Regions from separate parts of the Homo sapiens genome. Here all the other regions are linked to region 2. A link is a contact called in ENCODE Hi-C or POLR2A ChIA-PET data. All regions are on one chromosome and are shown on one strand. The core of a region is the stretch at or near the end of the contact, and the rest is flanking DNA. Distances in the headings are between cores, read along the strand shown. Region 1 holds the start of MAP3K3 (mitogen-activated protein kinase kinase kinase 3). Region 2 holds the start of POLG2 (DNA polymerase gamma 2, accessory subunit). Region 3 holds the start of DCAF7 (DDB1 and CUL4 associated factor 7). Region 4 overlaps RGS9 (regulator of G protein signaling 9).

Evidence for each region. A loop is a pair of places that touch in the nucleus more often than their neighbours do. ChIA-PET counts read pairs that join two places held with the same protein, here RNA polymerase II (POLR2A). Pooled maps may share reads with other maps.
Region 1: a pooled map shows a loop between it and region 2 (10-fold over the local background). The contact joins the promoter of MAP3K3 here to the promoter of POLG2 in region 2. A Hi-C loop is called at or near these places in 2 of 168 maps with a recorded cell type or tissue (CD4-positive, alpha-beta T cell and naive thymus-derived CD4-positive, alpha-beta T cell), 2 of 37 single-sample maps with no recorded cell type and 11 of 50 pooled maps. POLR2A ChIA-PET finds 5 or more read pairs at or near these places in 3 of 52 experiments (A673, CD4-positive, alpha-beta T cell and activated B cell).
Region 3: a loop to region 2 is called in a map with no recorded cell type, with 6 times the contacts of the local background. The contact joins the promoter of DCAF7 here to the promoter of POLG2 in region 2. A Hi-C loop is called at or near these places in 2 of 168 maps with a recorded cell type or tissue (B cell and naive thymus-derived CD4-positive, alpha-beta T cell), 4 of 37 single-sample maps with no recorded cell type and 10 of 50 pooled maps.
Region 4: a loop to region 2 is called in a pooled map, with 4 times the contacts of the local background. The contact joins the enhancer-like site here to the promoter of POLG2 in region 2. A Hi-C loop is called at or near these places in 5 of 37 single-sample maps with no recorded cell type and 5 of 50 pooled maps. POLR2A ChIA-PET finds 5 or more read pairs at or near these places in 2 of 52 experiments (IMR-90 and activated CD4-positive, alpha-beta T cell).

Annotation. Positions count from the first base shown.
Region 1 is chr17:63,621,081-63,623,780 of GRCh38, reverse strand. It overlaps MAP3K3 (mitogen-activated protein kinase kinase kinase 3), which reads right to left and starts at 1,364. Exons shown (of 16, transcript NM_002401.5): 1 at 1,018-1,364. The coding sequence starts at 1,021. RefSeq lists silencers at 614-663, 904-963, 1,054-1,443, 2,054-2,123.
Region 2 is chr17:64,495,693-64,498,392 of GRCh38, reverse strand. POLG2 (DNA polymerase gamma 2, accessory subunit) reads left to right here and starts at 1,339. Exons shown (of 8, transcript NM_007215.4): 1 at 1,339-1,986. The coding sequence starts at 1,425. It overlaps DDX5 (DEAD-box helicase 5), which reads left to right. Exons shown (of 13, transcript NM_004396.5): 13 at 1-139. It also overlaps a transcript of MILR1 not described here. RefSeq lists enhancers at 1,062-1,201, 1,582-1,651, 1,303-2,162.
Region 3 is chr17:63,549,200-63,551,899 of GRCh38, reverse strand. It overlaps DCAF7 (DDB1 and CUL4 associated factor 7), which reads right to left and starts at 1,423. Exons shown (of 7, transcript NM_005828.5): 1 at 1,085-1,423. The coding sequence starts at 1,222. RefSeq lists silencers at 930-1,079, 1,100-1,149 and enhancers at 1,300-1,379, 1,820-2,209, 1,509-2,493.
Region 4 is chr17:65,179,999-65,182,698 of GRCh38, reverse strand. All of the region lies in intron 9 of RGS9 (regulator of G protein signaling 9), which reads right to left. Among named protein-coding and RNA genes, the nearest start is that of RGS9, 44 kb to the right of the region's middle. RefSeq lists an enhancer at 1,365-1,414. Within about 2 kb of position 1,323, at least 4 of the 41 ENCODE cell types and tissues checked have a DNase peak (open chromatin) inside an H3K27ac peak, as active enhancers do.

The sequences.
Region 1 (2,700 bases), core at 115-2,614, 870 kb after region 2:
TAGGGCAATACCAAATATTTTGCAAAACTTGTGACAACAGTATCACAACACCTGTCTGGGCAGGAGAAGTAAAGAACGTTTAAAATGTTATTTCTTAGTCTAGTCCAGTAGTCATTTGCTAAACTACCAAAAAGGATATGGAATATAATTCAACTCAAATGCTACGTGCGGAAGACATTAAAAGCTTTCCTTAGATTACATCTTCACAGTAGAAATTGTAAATACTGACAAAAAGGAAGTGATTTCAGAGAAATTCTTTTGTGTAGCAAATGTTTCTTTCAAAAGTTACATAATTTCAGGGATACCGCAAGAAAAAAATAATGGATTAAACCCCTGCAACGGGATTTTTCAAAAAGTAGGATGTGAATTCTAACTGGCAGCATCCGACCAACTCCTGACCCCCAGCAATCTGCGTGCAGCACGCATTTGTCAACCGCGCGCTTGATCACAGCTCCAGTTTAATCGCCTCCTAGCCGAGCCCCGCACGCCCTCCCCCCTGCGCTGGGGCGCGCACAGGGCTGGAGAGCAAGCCCCGGGAACTCTCACAGGCCGGCCTGTGTGAGCAAAGGGAAGGAAATGACACAGGCAGGAAAAAAAAGCAAATCAAGGAAAAGACACAACAGCAGCTGGGCCTGCGGCAGCCTCCAGCCCGGGCCCCACACTGCGCTCTTGCTCCCCCGCCCTCGGGCTCGCGGTCCGGCTCGTTCGGACCAGGCTGCCCCGCGGAGCACGGGCCCTCGGTCCCGCCGCCGCTTCCCCGGGATGCGCCCGCCGCGCCGCCCAGAAGGAGGGCTGCCGAGCGGGCTCTGCCGGCCGGGCCGCCCCGCGGAGCCAGAACCCCCGCCCGGGCCGCGGCGCGCGAGCGGGGCGGGCGGCCGGCCGGCCGGCGGTCCGCAGCCCCGGGCCGGGCGGGCTGTCCATGCCTGTCAGGCGGTGGCCCAGGGTCCTCCTCCCTCAGCCTGGGGCGGGGCGTCGCGAAGCAGCGCGGGCACAGGCCGGGGCGGTGGCGACACTTACCCATGGTGGCGATGGCGGCGGCGGTGGCTAAGGTCCGTGAGTGTCACCTCCGCAGCCGGGGCTGCATGCCGGGGGCCCGGGCGGCGGGGACGGCAGCGGGCCTGGCTCCGCGCGGGGGGCGCGGGCTGCGCTCTGGGCCCCCGCCGCCTCCCCAGGCTCCGGCTCCGGCTCCGCCCGCGGCCGGGCGCTGTGGCATCGGCAGGGTGGCCCGCTACATCCCGGGCGCTCCTGGGCTCGGCCCAGCCCGGCCTCGGCGGCGCCGCTCGGCCCGCCCGCCCGCCAGTCCCTCAGACCCGCAGTCTCTCCGTCCGGCCACCGTTCTCCACCTCAGGAACGCTCCGAAAAACAAACCGCTGGTCGCGCAGCTCGCCCCCCTGTCTGTCACTCACGCCGGCCCCCACCAATCCCAGGCAGCCGCTGGGCCGTCGCACCACCCCCACCCACCTCACCAGCCAATAACAAGAAGGAAGTCGGCAGCCCCCGCCGTCCCCCTCCAACTCTCTCCCAACACCCTAACTCTCAGCGGCCAGCTAATCATCAGCACCACACGATGAACCAATCCCGCCTACTCTCACAGGATGCCAATGGGCGAAGCCAAGGCGGTTTCCGAGGGCTGTCTAGCGCCTGCCAATCATCGGGACAGCGCCCGGCTCCCTGCGCTGTTAGCCAATCACGTAGAGGCCTCTAAGCCCCCGCCTCTGCGCATCCCTCTCTGGTGCTGTCTCCCTCTCTTGGGAGAGATTGGGAGGTGTTGGTTGTTCCAATCACAGCTCCGGCGTGAGGCTCCGCCCACATTCCCACCTCCCGTCAGTCACCGAAGGCTCGGCGGGCGCGCGGGCTGGCGCAGTTCCCCGCCGGCTACTTTAGGGCTGGGGTGAGGAGTAGGCGGCTGCAGGGGGCCCTCAGGCCTTCCGCCCTCCGGGTTCTCGGAGGCCCCAGCGATCTGGGTGGTTCCAGAGGGTGGCGTCCTGCTCCTCCCCGTGCCCAGCACAGGGCGTGTAACGAGTGGGGAGGGTCTGGCCTGAGCACTTCCCGGCGCGCGGCCACCTCTGCGGCCCCATCCCCCGACTGGTCCTCCGGTCCCGACGCTGCTCTTGCCCCGGGCAGGGGCGGCCGGCCCAGCCCAGCTTTCCCTGTCTCACACCTCCAGGGCCACACCCTCTGGTCTAGGTACCTCAGACACCCGAGGCTGGGATAGTGCTGGCATGTGGGTCCCTGGAAATCTGAGTTCCGCCAGAGGTTCTTTCAGAAAATAACTTTTTTCTTATAAAAGCAACACGAGCTTTTTGTAGGAAAATTGAAAAATGCAGAAAACTATGAAAAAGAAAAGATCCCACCCCAGAGATAATCTATTTCCTACCTAGATAGGCGTTTGACAAAAATGGCTTTGTATTGTTTTGTAGTATGCTTACATTTTATTCTGTTTTCCCGTGCCACCAAATATCCTTCCAAAACAATTGTACTGATTGCATGATGTTTCAAAATTAAAGGCACCATAATTAATTTCCCCAACCTTTTCATTGTTCAACATTTTATACACTCAGATCTTCAGATTCCAAGTCCACCACAATTAATGTGGGCTCCTTTCTCCGGCCTCTGTTCCAGTGTAATATGTCAGGCTCCAGAATAATCTTCCTCAGATGTCATTGTCCACTGTCCACTAAGAACATTTAGTGGTGGCTT
Region 2 (2,700 bases), core at 90-2,589:
AAACACTGAAATGATTGTTGGGCTGTGGAAAACATTTACCTATTTACCTTGGAAGTTTTAAAAGACAGTCCACTTTTTAGCATGTGTGTTGTGTCCAGCCTGTGGTCGTCTTAACTAATAAATGTGATTTTTCTCCCCATTCTCTCTTTTTATTTATTTGCGTATAGGCCTTTTACCTGGTGTGAGTTCCTGAATGTGGAAAACACCTGGCAGTAGTACCCAGCTTTGCAGTTAATTACTATCTAGCTGGCCTTTTTTTAAACCCTTGTATACACTTGTAAAGAAGAACTATTTCCTGAACCTGGTACAGCACTTTACTAATGATAAAACTTTACTCCTGAATTACATTAACTCAATTGCTAAGCTGTTACCCCTCTTAATCAGGTAGTAGTTTGGTAGTCTCACAGTGAAATGTAGATTGTTCCTTTTTCCCTGAACCTCTTTAAAGGTTTTCGTAACTGAGGCTGGTATAAGAAATCATGGACTTTGGAATCAAACTTCCTCAGTCTGGGTATACCACTTTTCCACTTTCTGGGTAGGTCTTAAGGTCTCGACCTATTTAAATAGAAACTGCAAAATCAGAAACCTGCAATTTAATCATGAGTCTCTTAATAATAACAGTCACAAGTCTCATTGTTTTGATGAACCCATAGAAGGGGCCCCTGGAAGAAATTGCACGTACGTGGTTTTCTCTGACACCAGGAGGGTTTAAGACATGTCAGGGCCCCTTGGTTTATTTCTAGTGCATTCCCAGGTGAGGCAGATGCTGCTGGCTGGGGACTGCCCTTTGGAAGCCACTGCAATATTTAAAGTGACCATACCACTACCCTAGTCACGAAGCCTATCGCCCCCCTCCCCGGAAGCTTAAGCGTCAAGACAACGGCTCTGGGGTTAGGCCTAGGCCACCTGGCGGCAGCATTTGCCTAGTTAAGAAGGCCTGGGCTTACAAATCACCGTAAAGGACTAAAACTGTTTAAAGGGAAACCAAATGCCAAATTTAGTCCAAGTGCTTGATTGAGGTGTATATAGAAGGTGATTTGGATAATACTGAAGTATTTTAATTTTCTGGACTGCAAAACAGTGGCAGAAGGAAGTGACTCAAGTGGCTACACCACGGTTATAAATAGGTGGGAATAACCTTTACTGGTGCTTACGAGGAAAGAAAAAAGTCAATCTGAAGGGAGGGGCGCGACGCGAACGGCAAGCTAGCAGAGAACCATCCGAGCCGGCGTCCGCCATGGTGGGCGGGGGACGGCTGCGGCCGGAACGCAGACATGCGCTTCCGGGGTGGGGCCTGCCGCCCGCAAGCACGCTCACCTCCGTTGCGCCTGCGCCGTGGCCTCTCCGGATTCTGTTAACGGTAGTGGTGGCTTGTTGGGATCCGTTGAGTGATGGGAGAGTGTGCTCTTTAACTTCGGAGAGAGATGCGCTCTCGTGTAGCCGTCAGGGCCTGCCATAAGGTCTGCAGGTGCCTGTTGTCTGGGTTTGGGGGTCGAGTAGATGCGGGGCAGCCGGAGCTGTTGACGGAAAGGAGTAGCCCCAAAGGAGGGCATGTGAAGTCGCACGCGGAGCTCGAGGGGAACGGCGAGCACCCAGAAGCCCCCGGGTCTGGAGAGGGAAGCGAGGCGCTGTTAGAGATCTGTCAGAGAAGGCATTTCCTAAGTGGAAGCAAGCAGCAGCTTAGCCGGGATTCTCTTCTGAGTGGGTGCCACCCCGGCTTCGGACCCTTGGGCGTAGAGTTGCGGAAGAACCTGGCCGCAGAATGGTGGACCTCGGTGGTGGTGTTCAGGGAGCAGGTATTCCCGGTGGACGCCCTCCACCACAAACCAGGCCCTTTGCTACCCGGGGACAGTGCCTTCAGGTTAGTTTCTGCAGAAACTCTACGCGAAATCTTGCAAGACAAAGAGCTGAGTAAGGAACAGCTAGTAGCATTTCTTGAGAACGTATTAAAAACTTCTGGGAAACTACGGGAGAACCTTCTTCACGGTATGCTTCACGATTTCATGCTTCAAAACAGGTGTCGGGTGGAAAGGCGAGGCAGTCTTGCTGGATCTTGGGGATTGCAACTGGCCCTGTATTCCCATGCAAGGAAGTTAGTTAGTTCTCATCTTTTTGAAGTAGTCGGATATATTAACAGTGCTCTACCCTGGAGAAAACTGGTCCATGGAATCATTGCTGTTCCTTAAACAATCTGTCCGAAGGACCTGGGAACGCTCTCAATTTCACGGGGCAACTTCTGAACACAGTGCTGTCATTTAGTGCAATGTAGTCTAAGTGCATAAGGAACTACACAGACATTTTGAACTTTTCTTAGATTTATTCTAAGTAAAAATGTTGAAATTATAATTCTGAAACTATTTCATGTATATCATAGGATAAATCAAGGCCAGGCGCAGTGGCTCACGCCTGTAATCCCAGCATTTTGCAAGGCAGAGGCGGGTGGATCACCTGAGGTCAGGAGTTCGAGACTAGCCTGGCCAACATGGTGAAACCCCGTCTCTACTAAAAAGACAAAAATTAGCCGGCCGTGACGGCGAGCGCCTGTAATCCCAGCTACTTGGGAGGCTGAGGCAGGAGAATCGCTTGAACCCAGGAGGCAGAGGTTGCAGTGAGCCGAGATCACGCCACTGCACTCCAGCTTGGGTGACAAGAGCAAAACTCCGTCTTAAAAAAAAAAAATTCAAATAGTTGGGTTAGTTG
Region 3 (2,700 bases), core at 174-2,673, 950 kb after region 2:
TTTTTTTTGTATTTTAGTAGAGACGGGGTTTCACCGTGTTACCCAGGCTGGTCGCGAACTCCTGAGCTCAGGTAATCCGCCCGCCTCGGCCTCCCAAAGTCCTGGGATTACAGGCGTGAGCCACCGCGCCCGGCCAGTTTTACTCTTCTTAAATCTGATGTTCATGGCATAAAGCAGGAGTAGTGGCTTTAAATATCACTAGCCACAGCTTTCAGTTGCTCTGATCGCTATCATTCACAACTTTGAGTAAAAGGAAGAAAGAAAATTCTTCCAACTGACTTATTCAACTTTCAAAAATGAGTTTGTTGCAATGCCAGTTTAAAAGCTCCCCTACTACACCGTGCTTCTATAAAGGATTCTCAAATTGATGTATGTCCAGCAAGACTTACTACTAAAGGTCACACAACTGTACTAGCACGAAACAAGCCAAGAGATAAGGCCCTGTCATCCTTCTGTGTTCAGGAAACAACGGCGGGATCATGCCACAGGCCAAGATTTCCAAAGAGATTGCTTTAGAGAGAATGGATATCAGGAAGCAAGAGCAACAGTAATTCTGGCAGAAGGGCTAGGATCCATGAGTACCCGGGGGGGGTGGGAGTAGGGGGCGGGGAAGCTTGTACAATAGATCGTCTTAATAGAAATCTAGTGTGGCCAGGAGTGCACGACCACCAATAGAAGCGCCTGCATTTTCCTTCACAGCTATCACTCTCTCTTCCCTTCCCCGCCCACCAACGAAAGCAATGCGGCAGGAGTGGAGAGCACGGGATGAATAAATGGAGTATCTTTGGGGCGTAAACCCGGTTTTAAGACCTGTTTCCACCCCGAAATAGCTGCCTGACCCAGGCAAGTCACAAAACCGTGCCTCAGTTTCCCCACTACACTGCCGACTACACAAGAATGCTGCCTGGATTAAAGGAGACAGACAACGAGTACGAAACCTTCAGCACAGGGCCAGACAGAGGAACCGCTCCGTGGCCCTAGGGCGAGTCCGCAAGAGGGTTCTGAGGCCTGGGCTCCGGCCCGGAAAGGGCGCTCCCGGGGCCCGCTCCCCGCCAGCTGGGTTCCGAGCCCCTGCCCGGCCCACCTTGTTGTTGTACTCCTCCACGAAGCTGCCCAGCGCCAAGCGAAAGCGCTTATCGGGCCGCACACTCCAGTTCATCGCGTAGACTGTCCAGGGCGCTTCATACTTGTAGATCTCCTTCCGTTTGCCGTGCAGGGACATGGTGGCCACGGGGCCGCAGTACGGGCCGGGTCAACAGTGGGCTGCGGCGGGCGGGGAGCCGAGCCTGAGATCTATGGGTCCGAAGGGAGGAGAGGAGGGGGCGGGCAGGAACGGCCTAACCCGGAAGCGGGGATGCGGCGACAAACAACGACGACGGCCGAGCCCGACCCCTAGTTTCAAACCAGCTTGGGAACGGACGACAACCACCTTCCGTTTTGGGACGCCGCCCCGCCCTCTCGGAACGGAAGCCGCCGGACCCCCGCAGCGGCACCGGCCGTTGGTTGCCTGACACGTCCTTTCGAAAGGATTCTTTCTTGTCATTGGTTATTGCGGCCGTAGCGTCTGAAATCTCCTCGCTATTGGGTTAAATGTTTGTCATTGCAACTACTCGCCCCGCCCAACTCTCGGAGGCAGGCGCTTTGGCAGCCCCAAAGGTCATTGGTTGGCCAAGATGTCAGTCAGGCAGATAACGGCTCAGTGCGGGTGGTGGGGGCGTGGGTGGCCTGGAGGCGAGCGTGCTGTAGCAGCGGGCCTCCAAGTTCTAGGCCAAGTCTCTGAGAGTGAAACCGTCTGTGACCTGCGCTGACTTCCCCTCCGCTGCTGCTGTTCTGAGCGGCCTCTCCACGCTGTCGAGTAAAAGTACAATTCTGCCTTAGTGGAAGACCTACTGACTTTCGCGGGACAGAGCCCTGCGGCCTGGCAGCCTGGCCTGCGCCCAACGGGTACCACCTTCCCGCCCCATCTCTTCCCAGGGCCCTTTTAACCCGAAAGCTGCTCTCTCCGTGCCTCAGGGACAGGCTTCGGGCGCGCAGATGCGCTCAGGGCCAGGCCAGCTTGAGTCAGGCCCTCCCGCGCTTTCCTGCAGGATCTAGAAATGTCCCCGAATTCTGGGGTAGGCACCGACCCGACCAGCTTGGCTCTGTTTTTGTCAGTTCCCATCCTGTACCCTTCCCGCCGTGGATCCCAACGCAAATGCTAATCCAGCCCCAAAGGTATCTGTGCCTGTGAGTTGGAAAAGGGGAAGGGCCAGAGACCAAATGACACCTTTATATAAATTATTTCCAATTCTCAGCTTTCATCAAAATTGAAGGAGGTTTGTATTGAATTGTTGGATGATAACATTAAATACTTTTTTTTTTTTTTTTTAAAGACAGGGTCTTGCCCTGTCACCCAGGCTGGAGTGCACTGGTGTGATAAGGGCTCACTGTAGCCTGGACTGCCTAGGTTCAAACGATTCCCCCACTTTAGCCTCTGGAGTAGCTGGAACCACAGACATTTGCCACCACACCTAGCTATTTTTAAATTATTATTTGTAGAGATGAGATCTCTCCATGTTGCCCAGGCTGATCTCGAACTCCTGGGCTCAAGCGATCCTCCCACATCAGCATCCTAAAGTACTGGGATTACAGGCTTGAGCCACCATTCTGGGCACTAAATATAATTTTTAATGATAAATGATTTTTCCACCTCCCAGGTTC
Region 4 (2,700 bases), core at 74-2,573, 680 kb before region 2:
GTAACTGAATCCTGGCTGGGTCACCTTGGGCAAACGGCTATGTCTCTCTATTTTGTTTTCTTCATGTGAAAAAGGAAACTGACATTGTCTCTGTTAATGGACTTCAGGAAATGCAGAAAAACTTCTAAAAGCCACAATAAGGACATTAGAAAACATCAGGCAGGATGTGGAGTGGGCTCTGGCGGCCATCAGCTGAGGTTCAGATCCTGGCTTCACCACTTCTCAGCTGTGTGTCCTTGGGGGAGCCACCCTCTCTCTCGGCCTGCTTTCTCAACCGTGAAACGGAGGTCAACGTGGCCATCTACCTTCTAACGCAGTAGTGAGTCTTAGCTGAGCCGTTACAAAGGGTGGCGCACTCAGGTCCATGCCTGGCACGCAGGGAGCTGTCAGCAAACATCAGCCCCTTCCCTTCCCTCAGCTAGGCATGGTCACACAGAAGCCACAAGAAGAAAGAAGTTTGTCCCCTATTGGCGGGAGCATATGGTGTGTGAGGGCTCCAGGCTGAGCACCTCTGCAGAGCACAGTATTTTATACTGGGAGGCCATATTTCTGCCTTTTACCAAAAGATCTGTATACTCGCCAGTGTAGACTGAGGTTCTGAGCAGCTGCTTATTGGAGTAGGCAGAGAGGTTGAAATTGGCATGTAACCCCTCCTTCCACCTCTAACCAGGGGAGAAGTATGAGAAGGTGAAAAGGCAGAAGAGGAAATTGGCTAGGTACAGCACCCTAACATGGAGTCTGAGGTCTACAAGTCCCATAAATTCTCTCTCATAGCATGACAACATTTAGAATAATACCAGCTGTGTGTGGAGTGTCTCTACGTGTTGATTAGCATTCTAGACACTACACATAAGTGATCCTGCTTAATCCTCTGATGAAGGAACTAGCATGCTTCCCCTGTTAGAGATGAGGAAACTGAGACTGTGGCTCAAGAAAGAGCTTGCCCAAGATCACATGGACCGGAAGTGGCAGAGCTGGGGCTCAGGCCAATGTCAAGGGTCTCTTCAGCACCCGACACTGCCCTCATCCCTAAATGATGGCAGTGATCCTGCCATGAGCGGCCCCTGCCCCCATCACCTCCTGGGGTGCAGGAGTTGGGGGTTCCGTATGCCTCAAGGTATTGGAGCTAAAAGAGGACTCACTTCTAGAGTGTGGTCCCGGCCCCTGGCCAGTCCCTCCCAGCTGCCATTAGCCAGTGGGAGTGGGCCACCCAGGGCCCGAGACACCTGCCAACCTAATGACTTTCCTCCTTATGGTTGACGGTTACTTGCCTCTATTTGGGGAAAACAGATACATCTTCTCAAGAATTTACTCATTCTCGAAATGCAAATCAAAACCACAATGAGATAACATCTCACACTAGTCAGAATGGCTATTATCAAAAAGTCAAAAAATAACAGATGCTGGCAAGGAGAAAAGGGAAGCTTATATGCTTCTGGTGGGAATGAAATTAGTTCAGCCATTGTAGAAAGCAGTGTGGTGATTTCTCAAAGAACTTAAAATAGAATTACCATTGACCCAGCAATCGCATTACTAGGTATATACCCAAAGGGATATAAATCATTCCGTCATAAAGACACATGCATGCCTATGTTCACTGCAGCACTATTCACAATAGCAAAGACATGGGATCAACCTAAATGCCCATCATTGGTAGACTGGATGAAGAAAATGTGGTACATATATACCATGGAATACTATGCAGCCATAAAAAAATGAGATCATGTTCTTTGTAGCAACATGGATGGAGCTAGAGATCATTGTCTTAAGCGAACTAACGCAGGAACAGAAAACCAAATACCACATGGGCTCACTTATAAGTGGGAGCTGAACATTGAGTACACAAGGACACAAAGAAGGGAACAACAGACACCCAGGCCTACTTGAGGGTGGAGGGTGGGAGGAGGGAGAGGATAGAAAAACTACCTATGAGTACTATGCTTATTTCCTGAGTGACAAGATAATCTATATACCAAACTCCGGTGACATGCAGTTTACCTGAAATGTAACCCCTGAACCTAAAATAAAAGTTTAAAAAGAAGGATTGATAGCCAGGCGCAGTGGTTCATGCCTGTAATCCCAGCACTTTGGGAGGCCAAGATGGGCGGATCACCTGAGGTCAGGAGTTCAAGACCAGCCTGGCCAACATGGAGAAACTCCGTCTGTACTAAAAATATGAAAAAATTAGCTGGGCGTGGTGGAACACACCTGTAATCGCGGCTACTCTGGAGGCTGAGGCAAGGAGTTACTTCAACCCGGAAGGCGGAGGTTGCAGTGAGCCGAGATCACGCCACTGCACTCCTGCCTGGGTGACAGAGCAGGACTCCGTCTCAAAAAAAAAGAATAGAAAAGAAAAAAAGAAAGAAGGATCGATTCCTTCTCAAAATGACCTCTCTTCAAACCAGCTCAGGCACCATGAGTTCTCTGAAGTGAGACAAAAATCCAAAGCCTCTGCACTCCCAGGTCTTCATGGAGATGCTTCATGCTCTTGGCAACCCTCTTCTCTCAGGGCAGATTAACCCGGGAACACAGGGGACTCGCAGACAGTGGAAAATGTTGCAGACAGATAAACCACAGCATGCTGGGGCTGCCTGAGGGGAGGGCTGGAAGGGGCTCTGCATGCATGAGAATTGCAGTTCTTTATTCTTCTTAATACTTTATTCCACAGCAGCCAGAGTGCACAGACAGGAGATAGATAGA